Regions from separate parts of the Homo sapiens genome. Here region 2 is linked to region 1. Evidence: read pairs that join two places in POLR2A ChIA-PET (ENCODE). Cell type or tissue: PC-3. All regions are shown on one strand. Links, peaks and the distances in the headings refer to the core of each region. The heading gives the core; the rest is flanking DNA.

Evidence for each region. ChIA-PET counts read pairs that join two places held together with the same protein. Peaks named below come from ENCODE experiments on the same cell type or tissue, not always from the same donor. Only the 100,000 strongest peaks of a DNase experiment are listed, where the experiment ranks them.
Region 2: POLR2A ChIA-PET joins it to region 1 with 9 read pairs; 1 of 35 experiments calls an interaction of 5 or more read pairs at or near these places.

Annotation. Positions count from the first base shown.
Region 1 is chr10:124,430,652-124,436,021 of GRCh38, forward strand. No RefSeq gene overlaps it. Among named protein-coding and RNA genes, the nearest start is that of OAT, 14 kb to the left of the region's middle. In PC-3, for the core only: no CTCF peak of the experiment used is centred there; no DNase peak of the experiment used is centred there; H3K27ac peaks cover 612 bases.
Region 2 is chr10:123,144,354-123,149,723 of GRCh38, forward strand. It overlaps HMX2 (H6 family homeobox 2), which reads left to right and starts at 3,783. Exons shown (of 2, transcript NM_005519.2): 1 at 3,783-4,293; 2 at 5,217-5,370. The coding sequence starts at 4,026. RefSeq lists silencers at 3,653-3,972, 4,363-4,492. In PC-3, for the core only: a CTCF peak has its summit at 714 (motif pointing right); no DNase peak of the experiment used is centred there; H3K4me3 peaks cover 1,103 bases.

The sequences.
Region 1 (5,370 bases), core at 158-5,157:
AGCCTGGCCAAGACGGTGAAACTCCATCTCTACTAAAAGTACAAAAATTAGCCGGGCGTGGTGGCGGGCGCCTATAATCCCAGCTACTTGGGAAGCTGAGGTACATGAACCATATGAACCTGGGAGGCAGAAGCTGCAGTGAGCCGAGATCGCACCACTGCACTCCAGCCTGGAGACTCCCTCTCAAAAAATAAATAAAATAAAATAAAATAACAAATAAAAATGAATGTTTCCAAAGCTACAAACAACTTCTTTATTATTATTGTTATTTTAAAATTTTACGTTGCCCAGGCTGGACTCGAACTCCTAGGCTCAAGCAATCTTCCCACCTCGGTCTCCCAAGTAGCTGGGACTACAGGCGTGCGCCATCACATTCAGCAAAGCTTTTTTATTAATGTGAGATTTTCCTTTCAAATCATTTCACATCCAGAAAGGCTTGTTATTCACACCTCCAAAAAAGTTATGGAAAAATAGAACTATGCCTAAACATCCAAAAATAAAATATAATTAAGCTAACGAAAAAGGAAAAACCTATTTCAGTCATTTAACAGCAACGTTTTCAACATCAACATGTTGGGGTGTGAGAGATACAAGATTCGCCAAACGTCGATGAGTTGTTAGAGAGAGAGGGAGTGAGAAAGGGAGAGAGCGCCTCTCCCAGATGAAATAAATGGCAATGGCACAGTACAAAATGTCATAGGTGCTAAAGGACATGGTGACATCTCACCTGCAAAAGGCCCGGAATCCCCCAGCAGAAAAGCAAAGCATCAGGAATCAGTCTGTCTGCTGGGATCCAATCTCCAAAACATGGGGAGCGGGGATAAGATAAAATATGAATGAGCAGAAAGAAAAGTTTAGAAAATCTATTTATGTTTTATAATCTTGTCCCTTTTTAAATTTTAATTATTAGTTTTTTGAGATAGATTCTCGCTGTGTCACCCAGGCTGGAGTGCAGTGGTGTGATCTCTGCTCACTGCAACCTCCACCTCCTGGGTTCAAGAGATTCTCCTGCCTCAGCCTCCCAAGTAGCTGGGATTACAGGCGTGCACTGCCACACCTGGCTAATTTTTGCAGTTTCAGTAGAGAAGGGGTTTGACCATGTTGGCCAGGCTGGTTTCAAACACCTGACCTCAAGTGATCCACCCGTCTTGGCCTCCCAAAGTGCAGGGATTACAGGCATGAGCCACCACACCCAGCAAATCTTATCATTTTAAATGTACATTTTACTTTGCGATGTAGATCATCTGTTAGCATTGTAGCATATGTAAACATATACACATAGTTTAGATAAATACATATATTGGGGATGATGCAGGGTCACTACTTTCTTATTCTGAATGGTATGAGATCAAAAAAGCTGATATGGGCCAGGTGCGGTGGCTCACACCTGTAATCCCAGCACTTTGGGATGCCGAGGTGGGTGGATCACCTGAGGTCAGGAGTTCCAAGACCAGCCTGGCCAACGCGGTGAAACCCTGTCTCTACTAAAAATACAAAAATCAGCCAGGTATGGTGGTGCACACCTGCAGTTCCAGCTACTCGGCTGACTGAGGCAGAAGAATCACTGGAACCCAGGAGGTGGAGGTTGCAGTGAGCCGAGACTGTGCCACTCTAGCCTGGGTGACAGAGTGAGACGTCATTTCAAAAAAAAAAAAAGGCCAGGCGCGGTGGCTCACCCCTGTAATCCCAGCAGTTTGGGAGGCCGCGGCGGATGGATCACAAGGTCAAGAGATCAAGACCATCCTGGACAACATGGTGAAACCCCGTCTCTACTGAAAATACAAAAATTAGCTGGGCGTGGTGGCACACACCTGTAGTCCCAGCTACTCGGGAGGCTGAGGCAAGAGAATTGCTTGAATCCGGGAGGTAGAGGTTGCAGTGAGCCGAGATTGTGCCACTGCACTCCAGCCTGCCAATAGAGAGAGACTCTGTCTCAAAAAAAGAAAAGAATTAAAAAAAAAAAAAGCTGATATGGACTCAACCTAAGTACCCCTCAATGGATGAACAGATGAGGAAAATGTGGTACATGTATACATGATAGGATTCTCTTCAGCCATAAAAAGAAATGAAATTCTGTCCTTTGTAGCAACATGGTTTTGGAATTGGAGGTCATTATGTTAAATGAAATAAGCCAGACACAGAAAGACAAATATCACCTATTTTCACTCGTAGGAGTTTAAAAAGCTGATCTCACGGAGGTAGACAGTCAAATGGTAGTGACGAGATGCTGGGAAGGGTGGGGAGGGGTGAAGAGAGGTTTGGTGAATGGGTACAAAAATTCAGTTAGTGGCTGAGCACAGCGGCTCACTCCTGTAATTCCAGCAATTTGGGAGGCCAAGGTGAGAGGATGGCTTCAGCCCAGGGGTTCAAGACCAGCCTGGGCAACATGGTGAAACCCCGTCTCTAAAAAAAAAAATACAAAAAATTAGCTGGGCATAGTGGTGTGTGCCTGTAGTCCCAGCTACTCAGGAGGCTGAGGCGGGAGGATCGCTTGAGCCTGGGAGGTCGAGGCTGCAGCGAGCTGTGATTGTGATGATGCCACTGCATTCCAGCCTGGGTAACAGAGGGAGACCCTGTCTTAAAGAAAAACAAAAACAAAAAACACACAAAAAGACCCCACATAAATATAGTTAGACAGAAGGAATAAGTTCTAGTATTTGATAGCACAGTAGGGTGACTATAGTTGACAACGATCTATTGTACAGTGCAAAATAGCTAGAAGAAAAGATGTGAAATGTTTCCAGTACAAAGAAATAATAAATGTTTGAGGTGCTGGATATCCTAAATACCCTGATTTGATCATTACATGTCGTATGCATGTATCAAAACATCACATGTACCATGTAAATATGTACAATTATTATGCATCAATTTAGAACAATTATTTTAAGCTGAAAGGCCACTGGACTAGATACATGGCAGGAATGGAGGGCAGGGACCATGCTTTCTTGCTTACCATTGCACCCCCAGGGCCTAGCACAGTGCCAAGAGGGGTTATGTGTCTATTTACAGCCTTGAAAATAAGTACCCGCATCAAGAGCCAGCTTGCTTGTGCAGGTGTGGTTGCTAAATATTTCAGCTTCTAAAGACAAGGATAAGGCAAAACATCCCATATCTGTCCTGCCAGGGAGTTATCCAAACATAGTATTTTCTTTTTTTTTTTTTTTTTGAGATGGAGTCTCGCTCATGTTGCCCAGGCTAGAGTGCAGTGGCACAGTCTTGGCTCACTGCAACCCCTCCGCCTCCCGGGTTCAAGTGATTCTCCTGCCTCAGGCTCCTAAGTAGCTGGGATTACAGGCGCCCACCACTGCGCCCAGCTAATTTTTGCATTTTTAGTGGAGATGGGGGTTTCACCATCTTGGCCAGGCTGGTCTCGAACTCCTGACCTCGTGATCCACTCGCCTTGCCCTCCCAAAGTGCTGGGATTACAAGCATGAGCCACCACGCCCAGCCAAGTATTTTCATCTTTCAGAGTTGAAAGAGAAATTCGAGGCCAGGTGCAGTGGCTCATGCCTGTAATCCCAGCACGTTGGAAGGCCAAGGTGGGTGGATCACCTGAGGTCAGGAGTTCGAGACCAGCCTGGCCAACATAGCAAAAGCCCATCTCTACTAAAAATACAAAAATTAGCTGGACATGGTGGTGTGCACTGTAGTCCCAGCTACTCGGGAGGCTGAGGCAAGCGAATCGCTTGAACCTGGGAGGTGGAGGTTGCAGTGAGCTGAGATTGCGCCACTGCACTCCAGCCTGGGTAACAGAGCGAGACCCTGTCTCAATAAATAAATAAAAGACCGGGCGCAGTGGCTCATGCCTGTAATCCCAGCACTTTGGGAGGCCGAGGTGGGTGGATCACCTGAGGTCAGGAGTTCAAGACCAGCCTGGTCAACATGGTGAAACCCCATTTCTACTAAAAATACAAAAATTAGACGGGTGTGGTGGTGCATGCCTGTAATCCCAGCTACTTCTGAGGCTGAGGCAGGAGAATCACTTGAACCCAGGAGGCAGAGGTTGCAGTGACCCGAGATTGTGCCACTGAACTCTAGCCTGGGCAACAAAGTGAGACTTTGTCTCAAAAAAAAAAAAAAAAAAAAAAAAAAAAAACGAAAGAAAGAGAAATTCAAAATCAGCTGTGGATCCTTTTACATGGGTTTGTTCTCCATAAGCACATGGAATCTTGCCACTTGGAAGACAGAGATATAGAGACTGCCAAAACACAGTTAAGGTGGTTATAATTCAGCTTATTTTAGAAAACCATGATGGAAGCTCATGGCTTTATAAGTGAAAAGAACCAGTTATGGTTCAACTAAAAAAAAAAAAAACAAGTAACTCTGGTACTTTGAACTTGCCTTGGTAATATTATTGACTTATTTATGAGTAATGTTTTACCACTGTTTATACTCTGGGAGGTATAAGTGTCTGGGAGGACTTTTCTTTTTAAAAAATTACATTTTTTATTCTTTATAGAGATGGGGTTTCACCATGTTGCCCAGGCTGGTCTCAAACTCCTGGCCTCAAGCGATGCCCCACCCCCCAACTCCCAGTCTCGGCCTCCTAAAATGCAGGACTTACAGGCGTGAGCCACCAAGCTGGGCCCCTGGAAAAACTTTTCTAAAATACACACCAGATCTGTATAGAACAAGCATGGCAAAGGAGGAATTAGTAACACAGGGTTCTTTCTTTCCAGCCTGAATCCCAAATGACGTCAGTGCAAAGGGCAGGGTTTCTTTGTACAGAAACAGCTGACAAGAAAGCCATGGAATTTTCTGCACTTCACTGTACCAACCACCACCTGTCTGTGACCTCCATCTACCTGAGCTCCCCTCGCCAATACCAAGCCAGGGTCTTCTGCTGTACTCCCAGAGCCCAGGGTAGCACCTGGCACACAGTTGGTGCCCAATAAATGTGCAAAAGAAGAGAGGATGGAAACTTTAGATCATATATTTATTTTGATTTCCTTTTTTTTAAATCACATGTACCATGTAGATTTACAATTATTATGCATCAATTTAGAACAATTGTTTTAAGCTGAAAGGCCACTGGATTAGATACATGGCAGGAATGGAGGGCAGGGATCAGGCCTTCTTGCTCACCATTGCACCCCCAGGGCCTAGCACAGTGCCTGACACAGCAAACCAAGAGGGGTTATGTGGCTGTTTACTTTTTTTTTTTTTTTTGAGATGGAGTCTTGCTCTGTTGCCCAGGCTGGAGTGCAATGGCGCAATCTTGACTCACTGCAAACTTCGCCTCCTGGGTTCAAGTGATTATCTCACCTCAGCCTCCTGAGTAGCTGGGATTACAGGTGTCACTACATCCAGCTAATTTTTGTATTTTCAGTAGAGACAGGGTTTCACCATGTTGGCCATGCTGGTCTT
Region 2 (5,370 bases), core at 234-5,233, 1.3 Mb before region 1:
ATTTGCACCAAAGAACGAACAGCAGAGGCCCTTGAACGAAAATCGAAACATAATCAACGTTTATACTTAGAAAATTTATTGAGATCATTTTCTCTGGTATTTCCTTATTTTAAAGTTTGGACGCGCCATATATCATAATCCACTCGCGTGGGGGCGGGGGGGCAGACTGTGTTTAATATTTATCGAAGCTTGATTCCAAGATCAAACTTGTTTATGACTTCATCTGTCATTTCGGAGGGAGCCTTCTTCTATTACCCGGCTCAGCCAGCCTATTTCCCAACTGCCGCAGAGCAGAGAGGATCAATTTTTATTAGGATCCTCGGCAAGTTTGCTCTGGGCCGCTTTAATATTGAGCAGTGGCATAATCTCGGGACCTAAACTTTAAGCGTTCTTTCAGGCTCAGAAAGTTTATCATTCCTTGGAACCTGGTTATGCCTAATTCCTAGGAGAGGGAGACAGGGGGTCGATCCCAAAGATGCAGAGGGGCCATCCTCCAAGGTGTGGGTATTAAACTGAGTAGGATTGGGCGGAGCTATCCCAAGGCTAGGGAGGTGGGCGGGGTGTGGGATAGTACTGAGTTGAAGGATTGCCACTCGTTAGGGGAGAGACATGAGGTGTCTGTGGGTGGTGGTTCCAGGAACTGAGTGTTCCTGGGAGTGAGTTTTGTAGCTACACTGGGCCCAGGAGAGGGCGTCTGGGCCTCCGTGCTCCCGGTGAAGATCCCCATATGCTAGAAAGGGGCGGCAAGGAAGGTTGTTTCTTGTCCCTCCCGTCCTTGCGGTGTGACGGCTATAGGTGCTGGAGGGGCGGGAGGTCCCTCGGGCTATCAATCGAGGGGAGCTCAGGGGAACTGCAGTCAGTCAGGCTGCAGAGCTGGGTCTCCACCACAGCCTTCCTTGCCCCAGCCCCGTGCCCACCACCATCTCTTCCCTGGTAAAGTGCACGCACTAGTAGGAGCTCAGTGAACGTTTGCTGAATGAATGTGTGAGTGTGCGCAGGCGTTTATGCAAGTGCCTTCATGCGAATTAATGCGTCCTTTGCCGGGTGTGGCAGCAGAGGAAGTGCCTCGGTGAAGATCAGACCCTCGAAGCGATTAGAGGGACGGGACAGAGGAAATACAAGGCAAGATGGATCTTTTTGACTTCCCAAACTATCCCTAGGGGAAGGAGAGATAGGGACGCAAGGCTTCATAACTTCCTTGTTTAGAGTCCGCAAGCCAGGCTTCTTGCAAGGGTCGACTCCCCAGTCTCTCACTGTTTCAGGGCCTGGGAGTTGCTTTTCCGAGGCCCACTTCGAGGTCCCCTGATCTGACAGAGATCACTCCTTGGGCTCTTGCCCCACCCATATACCCGCCCCCGCCATCCCGAGTCAGCAGGATCCTCACAGTCTTCCCCGCAGCCATCCTCCAAGCTCAATGCCTGTGTCTGCTCCTCTCTCCCTCCTCCCAAATGTGATGTATTGGCAGTGGAACAACCTTGAGCACGAGTCTTGCTTTGTCTGCCTGGGCTAGTCTCTTGTTTTCTTGAGCCTCAGTTTCCCGGCCTGTACATTGAGTGAATAGATCTGTGTCACTTGTTTGCCATCAGGATTAAAGCGAAGAATGCTGGGGAGCTTCCAGCATGTTCCCCGCACGACATATTTACAGTTCAGGAAGGTTCGACCAACTTTCCCTGCCTGCCCCCAGCTTTCTTCCCCAGCGGGGTGGCTGGCACTGCTCCCCGAGTTAGCTGGCCAGTTCCCCTCGGGGCTGCCTTGACCCTGGCTCCGGAGGCAGCGCCTAGCTCAGGATGTCTGCGAGAAGCGGATGGTTAGTGAGAATCCGACGATTCTTTCGCTGAACCTCCCGCGTACCCCCCAACAGCGCGGGAGCACGCGGGACCCGCTGCGACGTGGCCCAGGAGCCTGCGCCGCCGCGGCGCAGAGGAGAACGCACAAATTGTATTTCAGCGCCAGGTCCTTCCGGGTTAATGAGCTGACACCATGATTAAAGCTGACCATTTGTAATGTGTCTCGACCCTGCCGCTGAGCCCTGAAGAGGTTAATGCGGTGACGGAGGCCGGCACCTGCCCCTCGCTGGCCTCCCGGGCCGCTGCGCGCACCCCCTGGCCCCCGCCCCCTCGCCTGCCCCTGCCCCGGCTGCGCGGCCGACTCCTAATCAATTAGCCCATTAACGAGCCCCTCGAGGAGTTAAGTAGGGAAGAGTTCTGCCACGGGCAGGGCCGCAGTCGGTAACTCACCGCGGCTAATGATATTATAAGCGCTTTACTTAATAACCCGGGCGCGGTGCAGGCGAGGAAGGAACTGCACAGTCATGCAGTGTCTGGACATTTGTGGGGACTGATTCCAGAGTCTCCACTCACCCTTGGCTGCACTTGGGGGGCACCCTAAAGACAGGGCTTCTGGAATCTCTTGGCCAAGAGGTCTAGAGGTCACAGCTTGAGGGGACGGGGTTGCCTGAGCACTTCGGGCCTTGCCTCACTTCAGTTTCCAGGAAGCTTGTGCAGACGACTGTGGCCCCAAACCGCTTTGCTTGGCTGGGCTAATTCTAGCTCGGGTAACAGCTGATCTAGGAATTAAAGGGGCGAGAGCCAGGGCACAGAAGGGGGCTATGAGAACACAGAGGGAATCACTATTTACTGAGCACCACGGTGTGCCAGGCTCGGTGCTGGGTAGTTTGACCTCACAACAGCCTCTGCGAGGGAGGCACTGCTTCCTCCAATTTTAGGAATAAAGAAACCGAGCCTCAGAATTTCCAAATGTCTTCCCCCAAGATCACCCAGCCGAGAATTGAGTCGAGTCTGCTCAATTCTAAAACCGAGTCCTGTCACCAGTTCCTTATCTTCTTCCTGGGAGTAAGGCGTCTATTTCTGCAGCAGTTCGGAAACCTTCAAAATTTACAAAACAAAAACACAGATTCGCTTAAAACACGGGTGGGCCATGGGCTACCCGGCCAGGTTTATGGAGTACCTACTATGCGCTGCTAGTGCTTCGAGGCTTTTAATCCCTACCTGAGGCAATCCGAGAAGTTATTTTCAACTATGAGGGCAGAGAGGCTTTAATCGGCATGAGTTGTGCAAGTTCATGCAGTGTGTAAATAGTTGTGCCGGAATTTGAACCCAGATCTCTTGACTAGAGGTCTTAGGGCTTCCTCCCTCCCCCTAAAGATTCTGTAGGTCCGTAGAACCTGTGACAGGGATGAGGTCTGCAGACGGGGAAGGGGAATGTCTGCTCCCAAGGCTCCTGGCCATGCTGGAGAGGATGAGCGTCCGCCTGGAGACGCCTGCTCCTAACCCACCTCACCCCCACGCAGGGCGCCACGGTCCCAGGAGTGCCGGCTTTGCCCGCCCACTGGGGCTAGAAGGGGTGGAGGGCTGGGGGAGGATGGTGGAGCAGCCTGTACAAGCCCCTGGGAGGCGCGGAGACCCGTCGCCTGCGGAGGCGTCGAGCCACTCCAGCTCCGAGTCCCGCACCGCCCCTGCCTCTGGAGAGAAGGGTCCAAGGGGTCCAAGGAGTCGGAGTTGCCGCAGCCGCCAGGAACCCGGGCTAGAATCTGCAGCTGCTTTCAGCCCTGGCTGCCCCTGGTTAGACGCCGCTGATGCCCGCCAGGCCCTCGGCGCGCTCTGGGGGCGCACCGGTGCTGTGTGCCTGGCCGGAGCGTTTTGAAATTTTCCGGGGCCGCTCGGCGGCGCTGCGATTGGCCGCGTTCGGGTAACCTCTATGCAAATGAGGCCGCGCCGCCTCCGCGCCGCCGGAGACCCGGCGAGTTGGCGGGCGAGGAAGGGGCATTTGCACCGGGGCTGGGCGGGCGCACCCAGAGCCAGGCGGGCAGGAACCCCTGCGCAGCCATCCGGTGCCTGCATGTCCCTGGCGCGGAAGGGACGCCTCACCAGCCTCGGCGCCCCCTCCCCCTAGATTTCCTCCCCGCCCCTCCCCACTGCCTGCCTGCTGCACCACCTTCCACCCAGATCACCCAGATCGTCTCTAAAGGGAGTTCTTGGTTTCCTTCGATTTCTTATGAACCCAGGATGGGCAGCAAAGAAGATGCGGGCAAGGGGTGTCCGGCGGCCGGTGGCGTCTCCAGCTTCACCATCCAGTCCATCCTGGGCGGGGGCCCCTCGGAGGCACCGCGGGAGCCCGTCGGCTGGCCAGCCAGGAAGCGCAGCCTGTCCGTGTCCTCGGAGGAGGAGGAGCCGGACGACGGCTGGAAGGCGCCCGCCTGCTTCTGCCCAGACCAGCACGGCCCTAAGGAGCAGGGCCCCAAGCACCATCCCCCCATCCCTTTTCCTTGCCTGGGTAAGGATCGCACGTCGCCAGTGTGGCAGCGAGCGAGCGCGAGGGGAGGGAGGCTGAGCGCCCCGCCAAGACTCCCGCGCCGGGCCCCCTCTGGCCAGAGCTGCGGCAGCCGGGGGTTCGGGACCGCGGGGAGAGGGGCGCGCACTGTGGTGCCTCCTCCGCCCGGTGGGCCCCTGGGAGCAGGCGAACACAGACCCGTGCCGGCTTGGGCTTCCTGGGGAAGGTTGAGTTGTTGAGAGAGTGGACCACAGCGAGAGGGACACGCGGCCGGCCTTACACCCGGCTGTCCTCAATCACTGCACATCTGGTACTTTCTTTCCGGACACGAGGTGGAGATCTGCAAGTCGGGTCTGGGCAGTCTGTCTCCACCGTAATCTCTTTCTGAGTCTTCTTCCTCACTCGCTCCGTATCTCTGCCTTTCTCTCTCTCTCCTCCTTGGAATGATTAGCACTCCAAGATGATTGACAATGGTGCATTTCAGAGACGGTTCCTCTTTACAACATTTGACGAAGGGGAGTCCTGCGTTAGTCCTTAGCGTGATTTCCAAACAAACGGCCTGTGAAATGATGCCACCCTATAAAGCTCGAGGAACTCTTCCAGCTCAATTACCACCAAGCAAATTCGCCTTTTAAAACCATGCTAATGTTTCCCCCTCCAGACCTCCTCTCCCTGTTGCCCCTGGCCCATTCATAAAGGTGGGAGCACAGAGACCCCATACTCCAAGTAGCTGGGTCCCTCTCTTGTCGCTTTTAAAGGACGGGGTGCTGGGTTTGGGGGGCCAGTGAGAGGGATAAGAGGAGGGGATTGGTAAGGTGGGACCAAGGCTGCAGGCGCTTGCCAACCGCTTGGTCCCAGGGAGAGCTGGCGGTCTCCGAGGCTCCCCAACCAACTCCATGGCCTTTCTGTCTGTTCTCGCTCCTCAGGTACCCCCAAGGGCAGCGGAGGCTCGGGCCCGGGCGGCTTGGAGCGCACGCCTTTCCTCTCTCCTTCGCACTCGGACTTTAAAGAAGAGAAAGAGAGGCTCCTGCCCGCGGGCTCGCCCTCGCCGGGGTCCGAGCGGCCGCGGGACGGCGGCGC